Linked DNA regions of Homo sapiens: region 2 is linked to region 1. The links are chromatin contacts, found by Hi-C in ENCODE. All regions are on one chromosome and are shown on one strand. The core of a region is the stretch at or near the end of the contact, and the rest is flanking DNA. Distances in the headings are between cores, read along the strand shown.

Region 1 (7,468 bases), core at 2,018-4,517:
TGCTTCGACTGAGACGTTCATGGATTTCTGATCATTCTGTGTTTGTATAGATTTTGTTTTGTTCTCCTTTCTAGGTTACAACATATGTTTACATAGTGTCAATTTTCTGTGAGTAGAAAACAGCAGGTAGTTCATTCTCAGAAAAGTGATTTACAGATTTTCTTGCTATGCATTCCTTCCTTTGATTTTCAGTTCCAGTTTTAATTTTAACCTAGCTAGGGAATTGATTCTCTCCATAGTAGTATCAGTCATCAATAGAGTTTGGAGGAAAAGTGAATTTCTCACTTATGTAAAGAATAAAGAACAAATTTATTCGTGTATATATATATATATATATATATATATATATATGAAAAAATGTTAAGTTGTTCAGTTTTGGCTGACACAAATCAATGGATATTTTTAAGGGTGTAGGTTAAGGCAAGAAGATTATGTCATTCTTGTAGTCCTTTCTAAGGACAGAAGATAGAGCATCAAAATACTGTAAGAAAAATCCAAACCATATTTTTCTTATGTGATGTCCAATTTGGCTGTGTAGGTGTGAGTTTCAGATAAGACGAAATGCATTTACAGATGTGAATTGTAAAAACATTTCCTATTATTAATTTTAAGGGCTTTTAAGGAGCAGAATGAGTTTCATTGAGAACCCCAAAGCATAGATTAGTAAAGACAATTGCCCCTCTGAATAGGACATGAGCTAAGGAGTGAACAGAGGGAGAAAATTCACATACATGTTTTGAGTTTCACTTTAGGACTCTTGAAAGCTTCGGTCACTGATTGGGATTTTTCTCTAACTGGGAGTCAAAGAGACAAAGCATCTAATCTAAATAATCTTTCTCAGGTTTTCTAAAAATGCCTGCCGACGAAAACATGTCAGACAACTGATCCAATAGGGCCTGAAGGTTTTCTGTTTGTTTGTTTTAAATCCATTCTTTCCTGGGAAGGAAATAAAAGAAAGCTTGAGGTTGGTGACAGATTTGGGCTCTTGCCACATTCCCACCTCACCTTCATGGACATTTCTCTACTTCAGAGGAAGTTAATATTTTCCAGAGATGTTCCATAGGTATTCTAAATCATACTACAGACACCTGCTCCTATATATGGGTATGTTGTTCACCTAAGATGAATCAGACTTTTTTTTTTTTTCATGTGCTTCCTTTAAAAATCCTCATTAATCTCAGTCTGTAGAATTTAGGGGGAAAGTTGGGTTAAACAGTTGACACTGTTTAATGTAAATGATTTATGATTATTCCTTATGTATACACAATAGGCACTTTATAAATTAGATTGTCCTAGGAGTAACATGATACATAAATGTTATTGCTATAAATTCTACACTTGGCTATATATTTTGTATCATGTAACCAGTGGGCTTATAAATGCTGACTATTTCAACCTGCTCTTTCTACTCAATATTGTAAATGGTGACTTAGGTAAGCCTAACTGAGATGTATACAGAGGCAATCAAATTGCAAAAGAACAGGGCATGCTGGCACCGCTCCAGCATGGCTTCTGGCTGTGTTCCAGAAGTGATGGCAGAAAGAAGAGACAGAGGGGAAGGCGAAACTATTAAATATATGTAGCCAAAAAATGAATCTAAATTATTACTAATTTTTTTTTGCTCAGTAAAACCAAGAGTCTGGTGAGAGAGAAAAGGGGAAAAAGCAGCGCAAACAGGAAAAAAGCATGAGTAAAACCAACTTATCAAAATTTAGTAGATGTTATTTCACAGGTGAATTTTCATTATTTAAATAACAGTAAGGATAAAGTTAGTAGCTCTATAATTATAAATGTTTTAATATCAATAAATATTTCATATATTTTTATATAGTGTGTAATAGGAATAATATTTGATTACATGTTTTTACGTATCTGTGAATGATGAATTTGAGGAATTGGGTCTTGCAAATCACTTAATTCTACTGGTGGATCAAGACACTTTATTATATGTATAATGCTGTTATGCTAATAGCCCTCCTTTTTTTTTTTTTTTTTTCACTGTGGTTTCTTAGCCCACTGTGATTTTCTTTCTGAGATCCTATAGAATTTGAGAGAAAAATCCCTGAATAAAATATCTAGCTAATTATTAAATATCAAACTCATCTAAAGTATTGAGTTAGAGGGGAAAGGGTAGCACGCCTATAACTGACCAGCCAGGTTAATATTAGTTTCCTGGTGTCGACTCCTTACCTGATCACAGAGTCCTGTCATCAGGGCTGATTTGAGTTGTACTATGCACTAATTTGTGTAAGGGAGAACTGGGCTGTGAAGAATTCTATTTTGTTTATAGTGTCTATTCTGATAGTGATTTTATCGTCCATTTTATAGGCTGAGTGTTCCAGTTGATTCCCTCTCCCCACGCCCTCTTAAGTATTAATGTCTACACAATTGATCTGGTTACCCGTGAAGTCAGTCCAAATAGGCTGTTACGGTGACTGAAAATACAAGACCAGTAATTTTAAAACCTAGAGGTTACTGTCTTGCACAAAAGGACTAAATCTTAGCAGGAAATCCCCAAGTGAAAAGATGATGGGACTGAATTCAGCACTCTGTATGTGTGACTTGTAATAACAAACATTATTTTTTTGGCTGTGATATTGAAGGAAATATCCAAATGTGCCCCTTATGACTTCTGTAACGTACTTTTAATTGTCATACTCTGGAGCTATCCTGGTGCATGCATGGGAAAGAATATACATATGCACATATCTCTATATTTGTAGGCACTGTAGTCAAAACACTTATTTGCCTAGCTGACTTAGCTGCATAGTTGACTTACCCACCCACCATCAAACCCTCTAGAGGAAATAGGACAGAAAGGTCACACAGAAGCAGTAAAGCCAATGATCTCTTATAAAACAGTTATTTAGGTTCTCAGTGGCACTGTTCATCTTCTGGAAGGGAGATCACTCCAGTCTCTGCCCATCCCTGTGTCATCAGCGTAGCTCTGGACTCTTGGAGTAGAAGAAGAAAGCCTATTCTACCTTGTTGCTGCTGTACACTCAGGTAAGCCTGAACTGAAATCCCAGAGAGACTGCTGTACCAGACAGGCTAGACTATGGGGAGATTCTAGTGCTGATGGAGGTCTTTACAGGGCTCAGTTTGTCCTGTCAATTTTAACCATCGTTTAAAATTCCACTTTTTCTTATAGGGGTTTAAATTTAAATGCAAGACCTGTATATTTATGCACATGTGCGTGTGCGCACGTGCATGCGCACACACACATGCGCACACACACACACACACACACAAAACCTGAAAAAGCCTCATCACTGTTGGTTCACTGTTTGTTTCAGTGCAGAATACTTAGAGTACCTGTCATTTACTGAGGACTTTCTTTGTGCCAGGAATTGTTCTTGGGCTTTGCTTGTATTATATAATTTAAGCCTCCTACAGTACCCCATGAAACAGGTAGTATTATTATACCCACTTTTTCAGCTGAGGAAATGGAGACAGAGAAATTGAATAACTTGCCATGGTTCAATAGCTAGTAAGAGGTGGGGCGGGATTCACACCCAGGCAGAGTAATCTCAGGGCTCGAGCATACATTTTTCTAGGTTGATTTATAAGCAACATGCAGTGTTTCATGTATGAGAAGAATGCACTGGGGCCATCACTGAGCAAGAAATGGGATCTGCATTGTTTTTGTTGTTGTAATGGTCATGTAATTTCCTCTCTCAGGCCATGGTGTGACCAATGGCAAACTTTTTTTTGAGAGAGCCAGTCAAAACTGCATGGAATATTCTATGGCCACAGAAGAGAAAGGAATGTGCTGGTCGATACGAGGAGCTGACCTAAGACCTTGCTTTCACTGTAACCACAGTAAACAAGCGAGTTAATGAACCATAGATGTTTAGTGTGTCATCAGCGTCTTTCAATTTTGTCATCCTGGGTAGCTACCATCAAGAAGGACGGAGTGCCCTCTATGAATATGTATTTAGTACTAGATATAGCAATTTATTCTTTTGAAGAGCACTTTATCATTTTGGTTTTGATAAATGTATAAACAATAATCAGTAGTTAGGGGTTTCAGGCGAAAATGGATGCCATTATTAGTGATTTAACAAGTTTTCCTGTGAATTCCATGTGTATCACTCAGTCTGGATCTTGCGACCCAGGGATACATATATCCAGTTTTTAGAACAGCTCACTTTAAAAGCCTCTTGCGCTATGAACCACTAAGATCTCAGAACTACAGTAGTTACTAATTTCCACACTTTCAATATGTAAAATGAAGTACTCAGACAAAAAACCTCGAGGCTGCATAGGTCAGAATATTTGCTTAAACTAATAATAAGATTAGCTTTTTTAGTTCTAGCTCTCCTTTTCCTATCTATTTGCCTTGCTAACAAGGCCTTACTCCTGTTCAGTTACCTAGTGCCATGATCCCTCTACTTTTTGGACTTTTTATGATAATTTGAGCTGATTTTCCTAGTTGACATAAAGAATTTCCATGAGAATAATAAAACATAAGGACTATTCATCAAATAAGAATGATGAAAACACGAAATTTCACCCAAACTGGGCAAAAGTGCATCTCACTGCACAGAATTCCATAACATTTTGAAATTTGGTCTTTACAGATATTTTTCTCTGCCTGAAACATGTGTGCTGGTTCTATTTATATAAGGGAATAGTGACATCCTGTGTGTAGCTAGACTAATTGCCTCTGTAATTAACCTATTTGAGGAGGAAGTTACACAGAAATAAAATATCACTGAGTACTGAAAGAGGCAATTTTGTTTTAAAGCAAACTTCTAAGTAACTTTACCAAAGGCTGTGGATAACAAAAAGATTCTGTCTCCTTCCCTTATTTTATTCAGCTTCTCCCTTCCCTCCGTCCCTGCCATCCTTTTTCTTTTCTTCCTTTTCTTTCTCTATACAATTCCACTAATCCTCTTCATTTTCTCCCTATGACCTTTATTCCCCATATTATAAGCTAAAAATCTAGTTGTTGTGAGTGAAGATTCTATTTTTAAATCCAGAATTGGGGAATGATGTAAGTGTGGTGAAAAGAGACAGCTTTTTTGTTTTCAAGGCTATTCAAATGTCTTTGCAGGTCAAGAGTAGGTAGGGTATGTCTAGAATCATTTGGATGTCTTAGAAGCTGATGACAAAAAATCTTAGCCTTCTTCCTTATCCCTTGATAAAATATGTATTAATTAAATTTAGAAAAGAGCACGAGAGCATGCAAAAGCAGGGTTTCTGTTGACTTCTTAAAACCAGCAGAAATTATTGGAATGCAATATGTTGCAATAGAAAGAGTACAGTTTTTGGAGTCTGAATTATTCAGATCTCTTCCCAAAAGTATGGCTAAGGGGGAGCAAGAAGAACAACTTCTTCCTCCATGCCCATTTTCTTTAGTGCCCCTTGTAAACATTTCAAAAGGTATTATGTTGCCAAGACATTTGAGAGAACAGTGGGAGAAAGCAAGAGCAAGATGCCTGTAGATAAATTAGTCAAAATTATCCTGTGGTGTGTGTCCTAACTCATCCATCAGATAACGGCAAGACCGGAGCATCAAGGCCCTCACCCAGCCTTAACTTCATGAGTAATCCTCTGCACCATAATCAAAATGATATTTTGAATCAGATCGCTTAAGACTTCTTTCATGGGATAATGTGATATAGTTTTCAACTCAGGTAACTAAGTTTGTATTTTGCACATTATACTGACTTGAAAAAGCTCAATTTAAAGTTGTCCCTACTACCAAGAAGAATTTCCTTTTGAAATATATGAGAATTTCAAGCCAAAGCAAACGTAGTCACTGCATTATGTACTGATAAGCATGGAATAGTTGGAGTAGAAATGTTTCTGGGGTTCAAAGCATGGTGGACTTGGATTCCTCAATTTCCAGGATACAATTTTGATGCCTCACTTTCTTTATCTGAGAAGTGGGGATAGATATATACCTCCTTTCTAAGGTAAACGTGAGACTTTAGTGAAGAAGCATGTATGTAATACTATCCAGAGTGTCTATAAATAAATGCTTAATAAATAGTAGCAAATATTATTTTAGATAATGTTTGACGAAGCAAAATGATTTAGATAGCAAATAGTTGAATGTAAAGGTAATTAACTTTATCTGGTTTAACTGTTCTTCAAGTGGATTTGATTAATGACCTATGCTTGCCATTTATTGCTTTGTAATCCTTGCTGTAGTAACCTTCCACTTTTATTGATAATGTTTATTAGCAACAACTAAATTACCATTCTTGGAAGACAGTGAAAGGACAATTTTTTTTTTTTTTGAGATGGAGTCTCGCTCTGTTGCCCAGGCTGGAGTGCAGTGGCGCGATCTTGGCTCACTGCAAGCTCCACCTCTTGGGTTCACACCATTCTTCTGCCTCAGCCTCCCGAGTAGCTGGGACCATTGGCGCCGAAAGGACAATTTTTTTTGGCAGTTAAGTATTATTTCTTGGGAAAGATACAAAACAAAGAGGAGAAAGGAACACTTCAGAGAATTTTCCTGTGCATCACCTTTGTGATTAATACTGTAATCACTAATGATTATTGGATTGCAAAGAAGGCTTCTTATTGGTAAAAGGAAATCCTCAATTTTATATAAAAATAGTCATTCGATCCTGGCTATGTTTTAGCAATTTTGCTAATTAAATGTAGTATCTATAATTATTGAGGTGTCCCACATTTTTACACAAACCTCCCATCTGTTTTATTGGTGATTTTCAATAAGATAGTAAGAAACTCAGAAAACCATCCTGTAGAGAATCAGATTCAGTTGCTTCTTATTATCACAAAATAGTTCACTCATCCATTCAACAAATATTTATTGGATGCCCGTTACGTGCCACACACTGTGCCAGTCTTGAAAATATGGTAATGAACAAAGTAGACAAGGCATGGATTTTATAGGCAGACAAAGGAGGTAGGTAACCCAAAACAAGGGATTGTAATAAAGTATGTAAGTCTTAAAATATAGAAAATTTGTTTGGTGTTTTGGCTAAACTGAGGCATACAATTTCAATAGGCTTTCTTTTTTCTTCTTTCTTTTTTTTTTTTTTGAGATGGAGTCTCGCTCTGTCACCCAGGCTGGAGTGCAGTCGCACAATCTACCCTCACTGCAACCTCCGCCTCCCAGGTTCAAGCAATTCTCTTGTCACCCTCCAGAGTAGCTGGGATTACAGGCCCACGCCACCACGCCCAGCTAAGATTTTGTGTTTTAGTAGAAATGGAGTTTCACCGTGTTGCCCAGGATGGTCATGAACTCCTGAGCTCAGGCAATCCACCCGCCTCGGCCTCCCAAAGTGCTAGGATTACAGGTGTGAGCCACCGAGCCTGGCTGAGGCGTACAGTTTCAATTGTGGTTGGTGGGGTAGGTAGTCTTATCTCCTTTTAATTTCTGTAGCATTTTCCCTGTGCTTCCGTTGGAACCTCCTGCTTTGCATTCTAATTCCTTGTGATGATGGCGTCTTCATCACTGCAGGATTCTGAGGAGGCAGGCAGGATA
Region 2 (7,468 bases), core at 3,552-6,051, 590 kb before region 1:
TAGCAGAAAGAAGACTTTACAATATCCTTTCAAAATAGATAGGAATTAATTTATTTTTATTTTTATTTTTTTGAGATGGAGTCTTGCTCTGTCGCCCAGGCTGGAGTGCAGTGGTGCGATCTCGGCTCACTGCAAGCTCCACCTCCCGGGTTCAAGCCATTCTCCTGCCTCAGCCTCCCGGTAGCTGGGACTACAGGTGCCTGCCACCAAGCCTGGCTAATTTTTTGTATTTTTAGTACAGACTGGGTTTCACCGTGTTAGCCAGGATGGTCTCGATCTCCTGACCTCGTGATCCGCCCACCTCGGCCTCCCAAAGTGCTGGGATTACAGGCATAAGCCACCGCGCCCAACCCAGTAAATCTAATTTTACATGGGGATTAGGTACTAGAGTGTGTACAACAAGGATAAAAATAAATCCAGTGAGTCAAAATTGTCATGGGAAATTTCCCAAAAAGTACAGTATAAATGATTTTCGAGTATTGAACTTGGTGTGTGTCTGTGTGTGTATGCATGTGTGTGTGCACATGTATGTAATGGGCAATGAATGCAAGTATTATAGGAAATATAAAAACAGTACAATTTTGAAGTATTTTTTACTATGAGAAATAGAGAAAGAGAATGACATTGTTTTCTGAGTGTGTAGAGTAGAATTTTAGAGTAGATTTTCCTCTTTTAAGACAGAGTATCATTGCCTTATGTAAACTCTCCTATTCAAATTCCAGGAACTGTTAATAACTCAAGGCAGAGAATATTTGTGAGTTTCTGCTTTCCTAGAGAAAATTTAGTAAGATACAGGGAAGACATTCTGCAGGTAGTTGGCACATATTTTTCATAATGATGGCAATAAAAGCCTTTGTTAATAACAGTGAGGACAAAATGAAGCTGGACTGTCTGGCGCTCTGGAGTCAACCTCAAAATTAGTGTCTATTAGAAATCTTAGAAATGCTGTCTCTTCTTCAGTAAAAGACACTGCCCATAGATGGGTATATGGTATATATCCAGTTTGGATCCAGTTTTCCTTAAATATCTTTTACTGTGACTTGTTTGAAGTACAGTGCCACTGTCAGAGTAACAACCTTCGTTGATCATGAGCCTCATCATTTGGGAAAAGCATGTGTGTTGTCTGGGAGAGAAGCTTTGGGAGTTTACAGTTGACAATGAGGGAGAACTGTGGGGCCCTTCTATCAACACTAAAGGGAAATGGGAGGAGAGACATAGCTAGATTGTTCTTATATTCTTTTTTTTTCTTTTTTTTTTTTTTTTTTTGGAGATGATGTCTCACTCTGTCACCCAGGCTGGAGTGCAGTGAAGTATGAAGTGATCACAGCTCACTGCAGCCTGGATCTCCTGGGCTCCAGTGATCCTTCCACCTCAGCCTTGGGAGTAGCTTAGACTGCAGGCACATACCACCACAAACAGCTAATTTTTGCATTTTTTGTAAAGACTGGCTTTTGCTATGTTGCCCAGGCTGGTCTTGAACTCCTGCTTTGACGTCCCAAAGTGCTGGGATTATAGGCGTGAACGCCCGGCCCTCATATTCTTCTGTGGATGTTAATTCCCTAACTTTCTCACTTCCCTTCAAGCTCTTTTTTTTTTTTTTTTTTTAAATATATACTACCTTCTCTCTTCCTTTGTTGCTAACATCAAAAGAATCCTTAAGTAGGGGTAACAGCAACAGGGTTGGAGGTGAAACTGTACCTTCAAGCCAAAAACAGCCTGAAGGCTGAAAGACCAGACTGCTGGTCCTGGATGAAATCCATGACGCAGAGTGAGAATTTCTGTTCCTGTTTGCCTGCCCCTCCCCTATTCTGAGCCGATAAAAAGCCCCAGGACTCAGCCTCATGGAGGAGACTTTCCTGCCTTCGGGTAGGGGGACCACCCCCGCTTCCCTCTCTGCTGAAAGCTGTTTCATCCCTCAGTAAAACTCCCCGCCTTGCTCACTCTTCAATTGTCAGCACATCTTCATTTTTCTTGGGCATGGGGCAAGAACTCAGGAACCAATGTGCAAGGCAAACTTGTCTCAGGCGGGCAAATTGCGTGGGGTGCCTCCTGCAGCAGGTAGTATGCCCCGAGCTAGGCCTCCGGCATTGCCGGCTAGAGGTCCTTGACTGGCAAAGGGACTGAGAAAAATCCTGCATTGAGGGAGAGGGGGGCGAGGGGCGGTCGTTGGATCTAGGAGTAATTGCCAGGCTTGCTCTAGAACTTATTAATGCATTTATATCTATGACCCCATCACTCTCTATCCCCTTATTACTCTTTCTCATAAAATTTACCACATGGTACCTGTTTTTTTTTTTTTTTTTTTTTTTTTGAGACTGAGTCTTGCTCTATTGCCCAGGCTGGAATGCAGTGGCATGATCTTGGCTCACAGCAACCTCTCTGCCTCCCAGGTTCAAGCGATTCTTGTGACTCAGCCTTGTGAGTAGCTGGGATTACAGGCACCCCGCAACCACGCCCGGCTAATTTTTAGTAGAGACGGGGTTTCACCATGTTGGCCAGGCTGGTCTCGAACTCCCGACCTCAAGTGATCTGTCTGCCTCAGCCTCCCAAAGTGCTGAGATTACAGGTGTGAGCCACCATGCCGGGCCATAGAGTAACATCTTTATTGAGATATAATTCACATAACATACAATTCACCTATTTAAAGGGTATAATTCAGTGGTTTTTAGTGTGTTCACAGGGTTGTGTAACCATTACCACAATCTAATTTGAGAACATTTTAATCAATTCAAAAAGAAATCCAACGCCCATGAACATTCACTCTGCATTCCACCCTGTCCCCAGATTGAAAACAACTATGTGTTTTCTGTCTCTATGGATTTTCCTGTTCTGCACATTTCAGATAAGTGGAATCATATAATATGTAGTCATTTGTGAGACGCTTCTTTCACTTTGCATAGTTTTCAAGGTTCATCCATGTGACTGCATGTAATCAGTACTTCATTTCTTTTTATTGCAGAATATAATAATATTCCATTGTATGGATGATACCATGTTTTATTTAGCCATTCCTCAGTTGATAAACATTTTGCTACCTGATTTAAAGCTTACTTTCTGTTTCTCACACTAGTATATGAGCTTAATGAGGGTAAGAACATTTTTGTTGTTTCCCACTCAGTCCCTAGCATTTTGCACATTGCCTGTCTCATGTCAGTGTCAGGTTCAAATCTATCTAGCTGTGCTTTCACTGACGGGGGCCAGGAGGTTTCACAAGGACTCAATGGCTGATTAAATGCTTACAGATACAGATTTCTCAGGGCAGAACTTCTGCAAGCATTTTGGCTGTGGTCAGTTACTTTCAGGTTTTCATTACTTTTTGGTTTTCACAGCATCCGCAAGTGCCCATAGCCATTATCTCAGCTGCCTCTCTCTTTACTCTCTTGCCAATGGTGCCAGGCCACAGCAGGTGTTATCTTATCACCTCAGTCCACCATACATATGCTTATCAATTTGAGGGGTCAGCAATTTCACTGGAGGCTGAAACCCTTGTCATAAATGGCTCCATTTTGAGACATTTCAGATTACAAACCACTGTTATATACCAGCCTAGCATGTAGAAATCACTCAGTACATTTATTGAACACATAATTTAACCATTCATTCACCTGACCAACAGTCATTAAGCACTGACACATTTGTTTTCAACACTCCCTCTCTTCCACGGCAGGCCACTTGGTATGGGAGATAAATATGACAAAGGATCTGCCCTTACGAATCTCATAATCCACTGAAGTGACAACTGTGCAAACAAATAATTAAAGTAAAATTAAGAAGCTGGGCACAGTCTCACATCTGTAATCCCAGCAATTTGGGAGGCGGAGGCGAGGGGATTGCTGAGGCCAGGAGTTCAAGACCAGCTTGGCCAATTTAGTGAGACCCCATCTCCATTAAAAAATGATAAAATAAAATAATTGATTTTGAGAAAGGATGTGGACAAAGTGCAGCACATAGACCAAGGGCCCAGTTCTGTTTGAGGGCATTGGAAGCAACTTCCACAGCAAAGACTTGGGTTGAAATTTACAAAAATAGGAGTTTGCCAGCTTGACAGAGAGGCAGCGGAGGTCAACCAGCAGCACACTTAAGCAGTCATGGAGGCTGACCTAGGCGCTGGACATGGAAAAGTAGCAATCCTGGAGCTTTGTATAGATGTGGGGAGGGAACTTACAGGGGACCAACTAGGCTACTGGGCAATTTCACATTATAAAGAATTTTATATGCTCAAATTAAAGGATTAAAAATTTTCCCCCATGTACATAATAAATTGGCAAAAATGGTTATATTTGAGGGTGACTAAGGAACTCTGGGAAAGAGATCGGCAAACCAGGCACATGTTCTTGACTACTGCAAAAGTACATTTAAAGTAGCCGCGGGGGATACATGTATACTTTTGGGCAGGATTGTGCCGTGGTCCTCTCAGCATGCAGCAAAGTTACTTTGGGGACAGTAGGGAGGTGGGCAGGAGCCAGTGATGACGGAATGGCAATCACATTTGACCTCTGATCTGTTTATTTCCTCCTCCTTGACGTCTCCATATAAATGTTACACGGGCATCCCCACACTCGGATACGCACCCACAGTGGCTGATTCGGGGGTAACCGTGTCATTTGCTTGCAACACTGGCACCTCTGCCCTGCACCCCGGGAGTGAGCAGTGAGTGAGGCTCGGGTCTGGGCGCTGGCTCCGAATCTTCGGGCTGGGAGAGACTCCACCATCTGGGGGCGGCCTGGGGGAGCAGCCTTAGTGTCTTCCTGCTGATGCAATCCGCTAGGTCGCGAGTCTCCGCCGCGAGAGGGCCGGTCTGCAATCCAGCCCGCCACGTGTACTCGCCGCCGCCTCGGGCACTGCCCCAGGTCTTGCTGCAGCCGGGACCGCGCTCTGCAGCCGCAGACCCGGTCCACACGGCCAGGGGCTACGACCCTTGGGATCTGCCCTCCGCTCAGCTCGAGCTTCCCTCGTGGCCGACGGAACAATGAAGGTAACTACTTATGGTTTTGTCCGTGTTTTACAAAAATGTGTGCGTGAATCGAACCGGCGATTTCTCCAAGAAACATAGTTGGCAGGGAGGGGAGGAAGGCGAGACAACCATGGCTTATATCCCCCGCAAACGTCTCAGTATCTTCTTTATCAATCGTAGTTTGCGGGGACCGTGCATTCTGTTCAGATTTCGGTTTAACCTCCACTCGCAGGACGTGCCTTCTCGGACTTTTTCACATTCGCTTTTGGGAACGGAGGTGAAAGTCTGCTACAGCTCCCTCCCCTGCTTGTGAAGTTTGGAAAGGAAGTGAGGGCTTCTCTCAGTTTCTCCTATGCACAGGAGGTGGGGAATTTTGGAGAGGAGGTCTGGGGATGTCCCGGGCTGTAAATGCGCTTTCCTGCAGCGTGTGTTCGTGATGCAGGAGGGAGCGGCTGGAAGAGTTGACCCGGGTGGAGAGGGGAGGGAGAACGATCTTTTCACTGTTAAAAGCAGAAGGCCCCTCTTATTTTGTTTCTTGTGGAAATTAAAGCTTCTAGGAGTTACAAATGATAGACGCCTAAGGGCATTCATTTGTTAAACCAGTGAGCACCCTAATGGCTCTGATCTTGCTAATCAAGGATAATTAGCCTAGCTGCCTATTATTTCTGACTATTTAGGTGTAGGGATGTACACCGTTGAGTGTTTTGTTTTCCTAGTTTCACACACTGGAAAACTGCAATCGCATATAAAACCCGAAGAGCAACTTTTTCCAAGGAAAGTGAAGGATGGGCAGATATTCTTGCCATCTAACATTTTGGAATTGAGATGACCATAATGCAATCTGAACTTCTGGTAGGAATAAAGCCTCGTTTCAGAGTTTCTAAGGAGGGAGATGAAGCGTGGTTCTCAACTGCTCTTATCTACAACCCATCCCAGACCATAGTTTCACTTAGAAGAAATAATATGTAAATAGCGCCTTTGTTGCCAAACAAAAACTTTCACTACAATTAAACAGTAACCGAGTGGAAACTATGCGTTTTTGTATTCAACAGAGATCACACAACTTTTCTTCTATAGTTAGAGGTTCTATTTCTGGCTTCCTCATGCTTGTTTCATTTCAGATGAAAAACACACTTTAGTTGATTATAGCTTTAGTAAGTAAAAGGAGAAAACTAAGAATGAACAGTCTTGCTTTTCCAGCTTTTTCCTGTCCATGTGCAGTTGTGGTTAATTACGCGTTTTTGTAGGTCCAAAAACCCCTGTCCCTTCCACAAGATACTTTTATAACATGGGGAACTAGGTAAGATATCTACAAGTAGTCTCTTTTCTGTTTCCTGATATTTCCTAAGATTAAGAAAGAAATGATTGTATTCTAGGTATGATCGAAGAAGTATGGAAGGTTCCATTAAGTTAGTTTTATCACAATATTTCAAACATCTTTCCACTTATCTCTTAAATATGTATTGCTATCACAAGCTTGATTTTTTAAAAAAATGTTATTTGCACATGGCATCTTGATTGCCTTTGTCCTCAGCAAATTCTCCGGGCTTAAGTCATGCATGAGCTTGTATTTTAAGACAGACACATGCAGAATGGGCAACTTGGATAAGAAACATAGGATATACACTGAGTAGCATGTGTACAAAAATGGTAAGTGAGTATTATGACTTAATAAATTTAGATGGGGATTTAAAAATGATACACATGTAAATGGGATTGGAGGCAAGGGAAGTCCGTGTGTGTGTGTGTGTGTGTGTGTGTGTGTGTGTGTGTGTGTGTGGAGGGAAGACGGGAGGCCTAGTGGGGAGAGAGGTTTTACATTCCAGACACAGGATGTGGCCCCTCAGGCTAGGCTCAGAGATGTAAAGCTAGTTAAGCTGGCCTAACAAAAGGGTGGTGGTTAGAAAAAGGAAAAAAAGAGGTGGGGGTTGGGGAGGAAAAGAATTTAATGCTGGCCAATATTTTCATCTGATAAGTTTCAGTAATGAGTAATTTCACTGGATTTCAGAACTACAGAGAGAAAAGGGGAAAAATATTTTTCCTTTTTTACGCAAGAATTTCTCTTGCTTTTCAGCTCATTAGAACCAGATCTAATTATTTGAAATGAGTTTAAAACCTTATTATGAAAGGAAGTTGAAAACATTCGATCACAATTGAGTTTTGTACTATGGACTAAAACCAAGATGTGCTTTCTGTCAGTAGCTGTGCAACTCCCTGAAAAAAGAAAAATAGCGCAGAGCGATCTGAGCTTTGTGAAGGCTACACAATTTATCAGGCCCAGAGAGATAGGAGTGTGAGACTTCAGTCACGTCCCCCCGTACGCATGCGCAGGAGTAATTATTTAAAGACATTTTGTTCCTGACTAACTGCCTCACTCATTATGTTCCTGGAATTTGTGATACAAAAAAACAATGTTTAGCCTATCAATAGTTTATATAGTTTATGTTATTTTAATATAAATTCTTCTCAACTTAGAAACTGCCTCTTTTTTCTTTTAAAAACCCACTTGTAACT

What was found. A loop is a pair of places that touch in the nucleus more often than their neighbours do. Pooled maps may share reads with other maps.
Region 2: a loop to region 1 is called in a map with no recorded cell type, with 6 times the contacts of the local background. The contact joins the promoter of BCAT1 here to the enhancer-like site in region 1. A Hi-C loop is called at or near these places in 4 of 37 single-sample maps with no recorded cell type and 4 of 50 pooled maps.

What each region holds. Positions count from the first base shown.
Region 1 is chr12:24,357,395-24,364,862 of GRCh38, reverse strand. It overlaps a transcript of SOX5 not described here. Among named protein-coding and RNA genes, the nearest start is that of SOX5-AS1, 140 kb to the right of the region's middle. Within about 2 kb of position 3,267, at least 2 of the 41 ENCODE cell types and tissues checked have a DNase peak (open chromatin) inside an H3K27ac peak, as active enhancers do.
Region 2 is chr12:24,946,434-24,953,901 of GRCh38, reverse strand. It overlaps BCAT1 (branched chain amino acid transaminase 1), which reads left to right and starts at 4,801. Exons shown (of 11, transcript NM_005504.7): 1 at 4,801-4,975. The coding sequence starts at 4,970. It overlaps BCAT1-DT (BCAT1 divergent transcript), which reads right to left and starts at 4,739. Exons shown (of 3, transcript NR_199054.1): 1 at 4,572-4,739. RefSeq lists enhancers at 1,548-1,617, 1,998-2,067, 4,348-4,437, 4,558-4,907.